Linked DNA regions of Homo sapiens: region 2 is linked to region 1. Evidence: chromatin loops called from intact Hi-C (ENCODE). Cell type or tissue: Caco-2. All regions are shown on one strand. Each heading gives the region's core, and the rest is flanking DNA. Links, peaks and the distances in the headings are about the cores only.

Region 1 (7,140 bases), core at 1,320-5,319:
CTCTGTCATTTATTGTAGTTAACATTTTTATCAATTACTTGAATGAATGAATTACTTGAATGAAGATAAGAAGACATTTTATCAAACTTACTGATGGCACAAAGCCAGGAATGGCAGCTACTATGTTTCATAGCAGAATCAAGATGCAAAAAAAAAAAAAAAAAAAAGGCCTGACAGACTAAAGCATCAAGCTGAAATCAACAAGATGTTAAATATAAACTTATGGTTCAAATAATCAACAGAACGGGCAAAGAATAACCAAGACCTTGCTAGTTAGCAATTCGTCTATATGAATTATAAGTAATTACAAACACCATGTCTTTTTTTAAAAAAAAAAACACAGTAATAGTGCTGCTGCTTAAAGAAACTAATGCACAACTGAACCTCATCCTGAATCAAACAAAATTCTTCTTCACGATTGTATTAGTCAGGTTTTTCCAGAGAAATTCAACCCATAGAACATATATATAAATATGTGAATATATATACATATATGTACACACACATATATATAAGCGCATATATATATATATATATGCTTATTAAAAGGTATTGGCTTATGATATTAGAAAGGCCAAAAAGCCCCATCTGCAAGCTGGTGGTATAGTTTGAAGACCTGGAGAGCTGGGAGCTAATGGTGTTGATTCCAGTCAGAGTCTGAAGGCCTGAGAACCAGGAGCACTGAAGGCAGAACATCCATGTCTCAGCTCAAGCAGTCAGGCAGAGAGAGCTAATTCAATCCTCCTCTGCCTTTTCGTTCTGTTCAGGCCCTTAATGGATTGGACAGTACCCACCTACATAGAAGAGGGCCATCTACCAATTAAAGTTTAGCTCATCTCTTCTAGAAACATCCTCACAGACACACCCAGAAATAATGTTTTACTAACTATCTGGGCATCCCAGACCATCATGATGAGTGTGATCACCATTGGAATAGTACATCCAGTTCTGATTAGGAGGTCCACAGAACAGATGTCCTGGTTGTACCACTGAACAAGGCATAATCTCATCCTGCATCAACTCTGACCTGAAATCACCTCTCCAAGAAGAGCTTTGCCCTTACAAATCCACGCATGTGGTCGGGTAGGTTTTGAAGCCCATGATGACTGGTCTGAAGGAGGAGATCCTGCTGCTGATACCTTAATGTAAGGAGGGTGATATGGTTTGGCTGTGTCCCCACCCAAATCTCATTGTAGTTTCCATAATCCTCACATGACATGGGAGAGACCCAGTAGAAGGTAATTGAATCACGGGGGTGGCTATCCCCATGCTGCTATTCTTGTGATAGTGAGTGAATTCTCATACGGTCTAATAAGTTTATAAGGGGCTTCTCCCCCTTTTGCTCATTCTTCTTCTTCCTGCCGCCATGTGAAGAAGGACATGTTTGCTTCCCCTTCTGCCATGATTGTAAGTTTCCTGAGGCCTCCCCAGCCATGCTGAACTGTGAGTCAATTAAACCTCTTTCCTTTGTAAATTACCCAGTCTCAGTATATCTTTAGTAGCAGCATGATAACAAACTAATACAGAGGCATACGGAAAATGAGGAGGAAATGAGCCAAAAGGGCAGAGGGTAGAAACCAGGGGCCTGGGAGCCACAAAGCAGGGTGCTTGAATTGAAGACATGCAATTCAGGATGGAGGGGAATCACAATGCCATGGGCTCTCACATAGATCATTGGTTTTTATTGTAGATCCTAGGAAAGAAATCACAGAGCAAATTTCAGTAGTAGAGTGTTTTCTCCCTAAACCAACAGAACATCTTCAGCAGCATAGCGCCAATGTTCTTACATCTTTAAATAGTGGAGAAGAGCATTGAAAAAATGTTTTTCTTATTCAAAACCTTTCCCTGCCATCCATATGTTATTGTAAAGATGTGGCCTTTCTTGAGTCCCCCTTTCCATATACTCCTTTCCTCTCCACCTATCCCACTCACAGATATAAAGTAACAACAAGAAAATAGGCTGGGGATATAGGATCAAAAAAAAAAAATCAGACTTCAAAAAAGAGCTCTCACGTAAGGAATGAGAAAAACAGAATTCCTATCCTTGAGTTATAAAAATTGAAAGGGAAGGGGAATTTTGCAGACCCAGATACTGATGAAATGAAGAGAAAGACATCAAGTCTACACAAAAGGTAATAAAATATGTTATTTGTTTTTTGATAATGAAAAAGAAAATAAATCATTAAAATGACTGTCAGAATGCCTCAAGGAGAAGGGCATGGAATAGGACTTGGCTATAAATGTTGTGGACAGTAATAAAAGACTTGGTGTTGCTTCCTTAGCATTTGCCTGGGTTGAGCCTTCCTATTTCACACAGGAATCGCAGGCAATGGTAAAGTCAATCTGCTCCCGGGCACACATTATTGCCTTTCCATTCAGGCCTTATCTGAGAGTCCCAGAGTGGCTGCTCCCACCTGCAACCAGGTCCTATCTCACACTGACCCGACAGGACATGCTGTCAAACTGCCAGGGCTTCAGGATCACCACTTGTTTTATTTTCACAGCTACTAATTATTTCATACATGCCTGCTTATAAAACATTTATTTTTCTTAGTTCTCAGGATTCAAGATGAAGAAGATAAAGTTCCTGCCCCAAGAAGCTCTGTATAAAGTCTAAAGGGCCTGGGATTAATTCTGTGTTGTTTAATGATGTATTTCAAGTGCCTGAAGACAAAGAAAGGTGACAGAATAGCTGTTAGAATAGTGACTGTTGGTTTTATTTAAACCTAGGAAGGATTAGTTGGGAATTTGTAGAAAAAAGGTAGGATTTTCTATTAACCCACAAACTTACATTCAGCATTCTGCCTTGAGTACTTTCTTTTGATTTTCTACATGCCAGGTTTTCCCATAAACCATAATGTTTCAAAATACAGCTCCTACTCAAAGCTATGTGTCTCTAGATCTGTAATAAATATAAATATTAAGACTTTTGAAATAAACTAAACCTTGAAATGAACTGAACACACATGCCTATCAATATTGATTTCTATAACTACCCATACATCCAAATTTAATCCAGGACAATCCAGTCTCACATTTGTCTCCCAAATCAGGCACAACAGGACATAGCACAGAGAACAGAATATAGCACAGAGAACAGTGACGTGATAGAAGACAGATGGTATTTGTAAAATGGAAATGACTCCAGCTGCCTTTCAATAGTCCTCATCTATGATGGCATATGTCAAGTGTGAAAGCCCTCTCAGCACTGTCACAAGAACAAGGCCTGAAAAAAGGTTTACTAAAATCCCCCATGAATACTGAGTGGTTAACATGCAACATGACTATGAAATTACAAGCAAGAGGTACAGGCAAATAACTATCCATTTTCATAGCTGTATCTTTGCCCTTGTGATCAACCAGATTAGCTGTATCATTCTGTACTGACCATTAAGATGGCCACTTTTGGCAATACTGACCAATACAATTTTTCAAATAGAGACATGGCTGAAGACCTGGGCCTATGAAATATCTTTCCAGAAGGATCCACAGCTTCCATGTCCAAGGCACATTTATATAATTCATATTACTAAACAGAAACCTTGGCCCTAGACTCCCATTGCCTGGAGATTTTTATTCAGTGGAAACCAAAATGTACCAGCCTGGATGACTCAGGGGGAGTGGTAATGATGGGATGAGTAATCGTTCTCTTGAAGTTGCTAGTTAGGATAAGAACAGTTGTTCATTACCTGGCGGGACAGGTTTCTCAGGCTGGCAGGGAACAGAACAAATAAATCAATGTCGCTTTCCTCCCTAACATCTTAAAACCCTGTATTTAAAGTCTGCATTTCAGCTCACAACTCAAGGAAGACAATCCCCAGAACTATCCATCTGGCCTCTGGTGATAACAGGGATCGACTGATAGGTGAAAAATGGAAGAGAAGAGATTTGTAACTTCAGTTTCAGGAGAAAAATCCTATGGGAACACTAGCTGGTTGTCTCTCTTAGGTCACTCCCTTGGTTATTTTAGGAATCCCTTGTATACAACTAATGCAGTGTCTTTTTGAAACAAGCCAAACACATATGTTGACAAGGAACAGTAAAAGCCTCTAAAATGGCAGTCCAGTTTAAAGACTTGACAATTGAGAACCTTATCCCCTTCAAAGTCATGCTCCAATCAGACTACCAGAGTAACACTTCCTCCTGTTTAGTCAATCAGGACTACAAATGCCTGCCAGCTTTGCTTTTTAGTAGGTTTAGTTAATTAACATGAGTTTGCCTTTGGCTTTTGCTAACATTGCCTGTTTTGGGGAAGAGACATGTCCAAGAGAAGGACATGAGTGTGATGTGTGTGTTGAAGATGGACAGGTGAGAGACAGCTAGGTCTCTCACCTAGACCCCCAAGAGCGGGTCCATGCATGAATTAGGGTATTTCCTAATTAATCTGAATTAATCATTTCCTAATTAATCTGAATCTCCTTACCATTTCCATAGTGCATTACTCAAATTTACCCTTTTTGAGGGGATATGTTAAAATACAGTTTAATTACAAATGAAGCACTATTTAAAAACCTATAGAAAATACACTGATTTAATAGATGACAAGTAACTGTCTACATAATTGTTGCCCATTAGAGTTCTGTTAGATAATACCTAAATAGGCTCATACCATGTGTGATTTTGGCAACAATCTGTTTGGGTATACTGCTAAGGCCCCAAAGTAAACTTACAAAGACTTGACCACACACTTGATCAAAGAATACCTGAGGCTTAATGCAAAAGAGAAGCTAGGCCCCTATGATCAGAGTGTGTGCTGCAGGTTATATTATTGTCCAAACACATTCATTCATTGTCTATCTGGTGGCACCACACTGGTGGTTACATAGATCTGCCATCCAGGAATAACAACCTTTACCCTTTTTGTTCTAGCAAGACCTACATTCAGAGAACAGGCATGGGGAGCCACAGCTGATAGCAGACAGAACTCAATATTCACAGCTTAAATATGGAAATGACCATGGTGAGAACAGGCAAATCAGGCATGGGCTTGTCGTATTTAGACACAGAAGAGGTTTTCATCTCCATTCTAGAAAGACTTTCTAAGGATGAAATTTCAAGGGCAGGTTAAAGTTAAATTTGGAATGTGATGCTTTGGTTGGATTGTTGATAACAAGCTTTAAAGAAGGTGCCACTGAGGATTATGAGAACGTTGCTAAAGTGGCTGCTACTGTGGACTGGAACCTGACGGGCACATGTGCAAATGTGTAAATATGCCTTTAACCATTGAAAGCACCATCCCCAGCTCCTCTTCCTCACCAGGAACCAGCCTAGAGCAAGGTTCTTTTTTTTTTTTTTTTTTTTTTTTGAGACAGAGCCTCACTCTGTTGCCCAGGCTACAGTGCAGTGGTGCAATCTCTTGGCTCACTGCAAACTCCGCCTCCCCCGTTCTAGCAACTCTCCTGCCTCAGCCTCCTGAGTAGCTGAGACTACAGGCAAATGCCCCTGCGTCTGGCTAATTTTTGTATTTCTTGTAGAGATTGGGTTTTGACATGTTTGCCATGCTGGTCTTGAACTCCTGACCTCAAGTGATCCACTTGCCAAGGCCTTCCAAAGTTTACAGGCATGAGCCACCACACCTGGCCCAAAGGTCTTTTTAAAAAAACAAAAACAAAAACAAAAAACATAAAAAAACCTCTATGTTTATTATTGTTAAGCAATCATCGTCACTGCAAAGAAAAATATAAAAAGAAGGGGCTTCCACAGACTTTCAAGTATTGTCTTTCCTGCAACACTGGTCATAAAACCAACAAGAAAGGGGAGCAATTAAACCCAGAAATCCTAGGGTGAGTCAAAATTGCAGTGACTTAAAGGAATTGCCACATCTGAAACATCCTCTATGGTGATAAGGTGAATAAAACCTCCCTTTCAGGAAGGAGGATGACTTACTCATGCACGTGAGGACCCTGTGGTGAACCACAATTTTCTGAGCCTGCTCCCCCACTGTCCCAGAAGACCCAGCTGTCTCTCATCTATACCTCCCCACACACGTACCACACTCACATCCTTCTCCTGGGCACCACTAGTGCCCCAAAAAAGGCAATGTTAGCAAAAGCCAAAGGCAAACTCATGTTAATCAACCAAACCTCCTAAAAAGCAAAGCTGCAGGCTTTGGTAGTCCTGATTGACCAAGCAGGAGGCAGCAAAAAGGACAGTGGTAGGTTTGCCAGATATATCACAGAAAGCAATTAAGTTTATGGCAGGGAAAAAACAGCTCCAAAGCCCCCTGAAACAAAAGACGCTTCCTGCCTGTAGTCTGTCCTGGGCCATTCTGTCATAATGGCAGGCTGAGCTATTCAACTGCAGCAGCCAACAGTAAAATACTGTTTGGAGAGAGAACCAGCCCAATCTCGACTGCAGAGACCTGCCTGTCAGGTTTTCATTTCTATGCTAGGGGATAAACTGTCCCAGCTGGTTTGAATAAGAAACGAGGAAAGTGAGCATCCACAAGAGAAAAAAAAAAAACACTTAATGCAGAAGAGGATTATAAACTCTTCAAGATTAGTTGAAGGAAAAGATTATGAAGGTAACAGGGTTTCCACTGGTATGGGGAAAATAACCCTAGGATGTCGTGGTTGACAAGCAAGAAAGCTGTCCTGAGAAGTTTTTGGTGTGGGAAGGTGAGCAATGATGGAAGGGGCGGGGCAGTCTGCAGCTTGGGTCTCCCTAGTCCCCATCCTGTGATCTCTCCTCTCTGGTGGGACCATGCATGTCCAGATTGCCCATTTTCCAGCTCAGATTCTAGCTGGAGTCCATATTAGGGTGAACATGCAAATTCTCATGAGTGCAAAGTTGTAGCAAACACTCTCGGTAGCAATGCAACAGACATTGATGCCAACCTGAGCCCACATAAGACGATGAGGGTGTCAGAAGGAGGCCAGTTGTAGAGTCAAGAGACAAGGATGGGATTTAAGGGAGATAAGATGCTAGACAGCCAGAGTGACTTCCCTTAAGCCTTAGATTGGCAGTCTCTCCCCCACTCCATAGCTAAATGGAGAGTGAGATATGACCATCCTGGAGACGCAAGTCTAGTCCTGGCTCCTAAATGTGCCATGCCCCTCAAACAGAAAGGGTCCCTAATTTATAGATTAGAAAACTGAGGCACAGAGAGGTTAAGTAACTTCTTATTGTAACTCATATTGG
Region 2 (7,140 bases), core at 1,934-5,933, 52 kb before region 1:
GGGTTAATCCATGGATGTTAAATTCTAGCTCTCCTCCACATCGATTTCTAGGGCCCCCTTCTCTACACCAACCAAAACAAAACCTACATGTAGAATACTGACATGCATTAAAAATTGAATATTGAATAAGACTATGTTTCTGAAATTTTTATATTAGGGCAATTTCTGAAGAAGCCCTTATACACTGATAATCCAAATATCTTGACCTTCAAGAAACATGAGAGACAACCCTGTAGCCGGCCTTTGGCCTAATTCAGTTGAGTCCCAGAGCTGACATTATTTATGGTAACATAAGCAGTTGGTTGGAAGAATGCCCAGGGACCTTGGCATCATAGGTACTTAAATAAATCAAATGATCCAGAAAACCAGGATTATGTGAGACCTCCACTTGAACTGCCAGCTACTCCATACCCATTGGCAAATCCAAAGGGCAGGGAGGACCCTCATCTATTACAAGGGAGAGCAGGGCCAGGGAGAATGAGGGAGCCCAGCCAGGCATGCCCAGTGTTTAACGACATGGAGACCTTGTAATATCATGGTAGGGGGCAGAAAGAGAGCATGCCCTCTGGAAATAAGAAATGGTGATGAGAGCATTTCCAGTGCAAACTTGGCTTTGAGAATCCAGGCTGTTCCTCAGGACCTTGTCCTGAAGCTCCACTAAAGCATACTTGCATTTTTAATCAGGTTTTGGCTTTTATTATTTCTATCATTTTACTAAATACCTTTACCCCTGTGGCTTGATTTTTTTTAAAATGTGGTTATCTTGCAGTCTCAAATGTTTCTCAGAAATTTGCCCCTAGGATACATAAATTCTACTTGAATATTAAAGAAATACAACCTTACCATCAAAAAATTCAGGATAAAGACCAAAAGATCTAATTGAATATTGACCACATAAAAGCTATCTTGTTTATTCCTTACTTTCATATTCTTTCTTAAAGCAAATTTAAGCAATCTAGCCAGTTTTTCATTAGACAGATCTTCCAGCAAGATCAGCAGGAAATTAGAAATGCTGCATTAGGATATTTAGATCATAAGTCTCCAAAACTGGAACCACATCTGTCTGCTGGTTCAATGAAGGCTTGGAAAAACCAATTAATATTACATCAGCATAACAGAAACCCCAGCAAATATGCAGTGAGTTACGACTCGAATGCATCCAAGACGGACTGCACTGCCTCAAGAGTTAATTAGTCACTGTACATATAAATAATCTCACATGTTCTAATTCTCTATCCCAGGCAGGGTAACCCCGGACTTGCAGCCTCTTGCTCCATTTCATGACTAGGTGTTGATTTTACCCTTGTATAAAGATAGGGCCACAGGCCAGAGCAATGGAACAAAGAGCATTCCCCACCAGTACTTATCTTCAAAGTTTCAAGTCACTGAAAATCTGATAGCTGGCAAGTCACGGTCTTATTACTTGAAATTCAAATGCTGATAGAATAAATTTGAAGATAGGAAAGGTTTGAGTATGGAAATGAAAAGAGAGATCAAGAGAGAAAGGTGTTTCCACATTGCCACATTTAGCTTTAAAAAGTCCCTCAAGGGTGTGTCCCCACATATTATTTGGGGTGCTGGCCAATCACAATACCTAACCTGCCCACAGCCACTTTTAAAGGAAATTGCCCACCTAGCTGCTGTAGGCAACACCAGGGACCCATACCCCCTCGACTGTAAGCCATGCTATTATCCCTGCTATTGGACCACAGTTTCCTGGAGCAGAGGCAGCCAGCTTCTAGGCTGGACAGGGTCCTCTGTGGGAGCCTAGAGTGGAAATGACTTCCAAAACAAGAAAGTGCAGAGCAAATCAAATTATGCAGTAGGAACAAATGCAGAAAGAGTGTAAGACAAAAAAGTGACAAGTGCCAAAAAAGCCAGAGTCATGAGGGATTTGAACATCTGAATAAGCAGAAGCTACATCACAGAAAGAGGGTCAGGGAGCCAGTTCCTGGGAGGAGGGATAAAATGAGAAGACACCAAAAGGAAGTATAATTGGAAAGTCACATTAAAGATACTGCAGTAGAGAGAAGATCCAAGCTCTTCTGCTTTATAAGGGTCTTGAATCCCAGTGGGCCTTTAGTTCTAGTCTCAGAGAGAACTGGCTAAACCACATTCTGTTCTGCCCAGGAGGCCTGGTTTCTACATTGCCTTGTAGCTGAGAGACTCGCTTTCTTTTTTCCCCACATATAAAAACTAAGACTCAGATAAGCTGGGCTAATGCTTTTCTGGTGGGCATATTAAAGTCTCCTTATATAACAAGCATCAAGGACAGTGTAGGAACACTCCAGATGAATTTACTTTTAACTGTCAAGTGCAATAGAACTGTTACCCATCAACATCTTGAGAAGCAGGCAAAAGAAGGATAATTAAACCCAGCCTTTCAAATAAGCATCGTTGCAAAGGTTACAAGACACTGCAGAGTTGCCAAACTTGGTGAAATCAATTTCCATTTTGTTGCAGTATGTGTCATGCAGAGATTGCTGAAACCAACAAAATGAAAAGCATTAATAATTGGTATTAATAGCTTGTACAAATTAATGTGCTTATTTGCCTAAAAAAATTAGCCAAACAATTCATTAAATGGAAGCCTTGCACATTATATAGTATGAAGCATAGACTTCCTATTGCTTTTGAAAATGAGGCATTTGAAGATGAGGAAATCTAAGCAGTTGATGAAAACTAAATGGAAATCTCATTGTCAAGAAAATGAAGTCAATTTAATGGAGTGTGGAAGGGGCATCTTAGTGACATCAAAACCACAGAATATATAAAAGGTAGTGAATAAAATATAACCAATTTAAAATGAAATGGAAATAATTTAAGTTTGTAGTTGTTTTGCAGCACTTGCTGACTACCAGATACTTAAAATAGTCATTACTTGATCCTCCTGCAATGCCTAGGAGGGAGATGGAGAATAAATAATAAGTACAAATGGGAAATCAAATGCTGATGAGTTAAGTACTTTGTGAAAAAATATTTCATGGATTCAATTCAAACAGATATTTATTTTGGGGCAAAGCCATGGTTTGCCTGTTGGCTTAGTACAGAAACCAGTGCTGGGCATGGTGGGAGGTGGTAGGAAGAGGGAGCTAAAGACCCTCTGTGCCCAGTTTTTTGTTTATAGTCATATCTCATCATATGCCCAAGCCATGTTCACTTCTTCAAGGACTGAGTTACAGGATTTGATGACTGTTAGACTCTAGGCTTCTTTCTCTGTTCTTCCTGTTCTTCTGCCTGTTCATCTTTATTAAGGATTCCACAGAGTTTGGTTTCTAACTGCTAACTACAAAGGATGAATATGTCAAAAGTTGGCTAAAATTACAGAGTCTTAGAAATGTATCATAAAAAGGCAGAACTTCAGTTACATGGGGCAAAACTGGGAGCGGGAAGAACCTGCCTCTCAAATGGGATAATACATGAGATTGCAAAACCATTTCCTATTCACATCTTATAAATTACTCACCTTCACACCTATTGACCTACACAACACCATCCACCCTTCCTCCATTCAAGAAAAACACAAGTAGTAAGCTACTCTCATTCAACTACTTGATCCCAAACACCTACTCTGAACCAAGCATCTAGCACGTTAGGGCATCAGTCATTCAAACCCTAGCTACTTATAAACTCTCAGAACAGAGCTGCAAGAGCCAAAGCTTGCTCCCTAAGGGTAAACTACTGGGCCAGGCTTGACCCCTAGATTTAAGGCACTGCTGAACCCTAGCAGAGATCTCAAGAGAGCAGGCATTGCCAAGCCCCTCCGTCCGTGTGGTTTTCTTTCTCATCTGTGCAAATCTCCGATTACACTTCCCCTCAAGGCACTGCGGGCTTCGCTGAGTAAAAGAATTAAATGCTTATTAGGATTCTGCACGTGCGCCCTGGGAACTGCATCCCACATACCACAGTGCTGTCCTTGCATCGTTAGCACAAACACTTACCCACATCTGACAAGGGACATCAAACCACTTCAGGTAATTGCATTTCCAGAGCAGCTGATAATGAAACCGGGAAGATTAGCCTTATCCCTTGCCTCACTCAAAAAGTAGATAAAATCTAGCATTTTTGCTTTTTTTTTCCTTCAATAATCCGTCAAAGTTTTGCCTTAAACTATTTGACTGTTTTCTCTCTAATCATGAGCTTTAAGTTTTTAACCATGTTCATTTGTTTGCAATATCTGCTTCATTATCTTATTTAATCATGGATTATCTTTCCACTTAGTTAAACTCACTTTTCATTTTGAAACTTTACATTAAAAAGAAAAATACGGAAGTCATGTCGAATTATTCCACTAATCTATTCTATCAGTCAAATAATAGTTCCTTGCCCTTACACACTTAAAAATGAGACATTATTACAATTATAATAAAAAATCTTTCCCTTGTCTTTCTTCAATTCCTGAATTCTTAAAGCCAGGAAAGTAGAAAAGTGCCAGATCCTAAATACTGCTGAAAAAAACATCCTCCAAAATCAATGTTTGACATTCAATTTAGGATTAATTGTAAGAAAAACTACCACCAAAACAAATGCGGGTGTACTCGTCTGTTTTCACACTGCTAAAAAGAAATATCCGAGACTGGGTAATTTATAAAGGAAAGAAGTTTAGCTGGCTCACAGTTTGGCATGCCTGGGGAGGCCTCAGAAAACTTACAATCGTGGTGGAAGGGGAAGCAGGCATCTTCTTCTCAAGACAGCAGGAGAGCAAAGAGCAGGGGAAACTGCCGCTTTTAAAGCTATCAGATCTCGTGAGAACTCACTCGGTATCATGAGAACAGCGAAAACCACCCTCACAATCCAGTCACCTCCCTCCCTCGACACCTGGGGATTACAGGTCCCTCCCCCCACAAGTGGGGATTACAATTCGAGACGAGATTTGGGTGGGGACACAGAGCCAAACCAAATCATATCAGTGAGTTTACCTATGTTAGTTAAAATACTGCATTATTCCTTATTTTACATTTCCACTTAATTATATATTCATTTCCTTTGTTGGATAAGATATAAAAGGACTTTCCTTGAGGATCTGTCCAGATCTCTGACAAAAAGGCATTCTCTCAGTCCATGAATGAATTAATTTTGGTTTAAATTTATTAGTTACAATGAGGATAAATCTTAATATTCAGGACTCATCTCTGACTCAAGATTGATTGCATAGTAAATCTAGTAATATACAGAAATAACAAATGACTGACAACTTCAGAGAATTCTTCAGAAGACATACTCAAAGAGAAGAAACAAGAACATACCATCTTCAGGAACCATTGACTTCTTGATTGACTTACAGTTGAGCCCTACGGAGTGGTGGGCATGAGTTGGATTAATATCCATTCTAGACACTGAACAGTGAACAAACATAAGGACAAAACCAAAGAAAAAGTATTTGAAGCTTCCCCTTTTTAAGGCAGTTTTTACATTTTCTGCTTCTGCTCACCTGAGGATGATGGCAACAGGTCTGTACAGGTAGGAGCCTATGATCTTGGAGAAGTGAGTGTTTCTGAATGTTTAAGGTTTATTCATTCAGCATGCATTTATTAAGTACCTAGGATATACCATGTGTTTTAGGAGTCAATGTCTTACCCACCCCCATGTTTTGCAGGTTTCCCCTCATACCTCTCTACATTTGTAAGGTTGTGTACACAAAAGTGTATTCTGTGGAAACCAGATGTTTGGTGAAGCAATGTTCCTCTCATGGAATAGTTTGGGAAGTGCTGCATGCTCTTGCAGATTTACAATGTACATTAATCACAAGAGAGCACAATGGGAATTACAGTAGTCACGGGAGCTTCTCTGTCTGTGTCTGCTTCTTGCTAGCTGTGTGCTTCAGGCAAGTCCATGCAGCTCTCAAAGACAAAGGCCCCCTCTCTTATCTCTGACATGATAGCATTGCCTCAGCCATCTTAACAATGGCCTCCACACAGCCTCACATTGTGGGAATCTGTAGCAGACAGTTCTGGCTGCTTATCTAGATGCATTTCTTTCTGCCTCCTTTCTCGTGCCTGCTTTGTTCAGATATCTAGCCTCCACCGTGCACCACACATGCCTCAGGGACACTGAGCTTCCTTTGGCTGAAGTAAGCCAAGGGTGACCACAGCTTTCTGGCTTGTGATTTGCTGGAAAGCTGGGTAAAGGCCTTTAGACCTTTTCTTGGAGAGCTTCCAGAAGCATCCCCCTGCCTGTTTCCCTGGACACTGGGTAGGCAGTATGGCCCTGCTATAGCCATCTAGTTACCAAAGGATATGAGGCAAGGGAGAACCAATAGAACAGCACAGGATGGGGCTGGAACCACTGGACTAAGTCCACCTTGAAGCCCTCTCTCTCTGAACCTCCAGTAATGTAAGCCAAGAAATTCATTTATGCCAATTTGGGACTCTGTTATTTGTAGTTGAAGTTATCTGATGGCTACAGCCCTCTAAAAGAGATGCCCTCCCTGACTGAGGATCCTCACAAATCTAATCAGAGTTTATCTTCAAGACTTGCTTGCCCTGTGTTGCCTGTCCTCTTTTGGAAAATATTTGCATTGGAACTGATTTTGAGTCTGCACTTAGGCCCTGTGGATGGGCTCACCTTGCCCATTGCTTTGCATGGCTTCTTACTGCCGCACTCAGCTATGATGCCCAGGGATTCAAGTCAGTGCTCAGAGCCCTTGACATCCTGCTTGCCTGGAAGGGGACCCAGAATCCCTTCCTGGAGCTCCCATTTGTCCTAGGCAATTCAGGGCCATTCTCAACGTGGCAGCTCTGCCAATCCACAATGTCCTCCACGTGCTCCCAGACCCTTAGCTGGAACCAATTTTCCTGAACTAAAAAAGTCCTTGTGTGGTGGCTTAGGAGACTGTGAGCTCTCAACACAGAGCTCTGCAGCCTTATGTTGAGGGCCTGGGTTATTTTTTTCTAAAAAATGATGCCCTAAGACTACCAGGGTGAGAATCATCAATATCAGAATCAGATGCTTGTTAAAAATGAAGATTCTCAGACCTGCTAAATAGTACTTCCGGCATTGAGCTGCAGAAGCCCTATTTTTCACAGCCCCAACCAGAATGATCTCAACTCTGGATCACCCTAAAGACAGCTCAGCTTCCAGTCTCAGCATCTGATGAAATAGAAGCCAAGGCAAGGAGTGAGGGGGGCTGGGCAGGAGACA

Evidence for each region. A loop is a pair of places that touch in the nucleus more often than their neighbours do. Peaks named below come from ENCODE experiments on the same cell type or tissue, not always from the same donor. Only the 100,000 strongest peaks of a DNase experiment are listed, where the experiment ranks them.
Region 2: it touches region 1 in a loop (2.1-fold over the local background); 1 of 110 quality-filtered maps calls a loop at or near these places.

Annotation. Positions count from the first base shown.
Region 1 is chr2:149,166,377-149,173,516 of GRCh38, reverse strand. The region is part of intron 3 of LYPD6B (LY6/PLAUR domain containing 6B); the gene reads right to left. Among named protein-coding and RNA genes, the nearest start is that of LYPD6B, 130 kb to the right of the region's middle. In Caco-2, for the core only: no CTCF peak of the experiment used is centred there; a DNase peak (open chromatin) is centred at 3,696.
Region 2 is chr2:149,218,831-149,225,970 of GRCh38, reverse strand. No RefSeq gene overlaps it. Among named protein-coding and RNA genes, the nearest start is that of MIR9899, 110 kb to the left of the region's middle. RefSeq lists an enhancer at 1,790-2,291. In Caco-2, for the core only: no CTCF peak of the experiment used is centred there; DNase peaks (open chromatin) are centred at 3,890 and 5,930.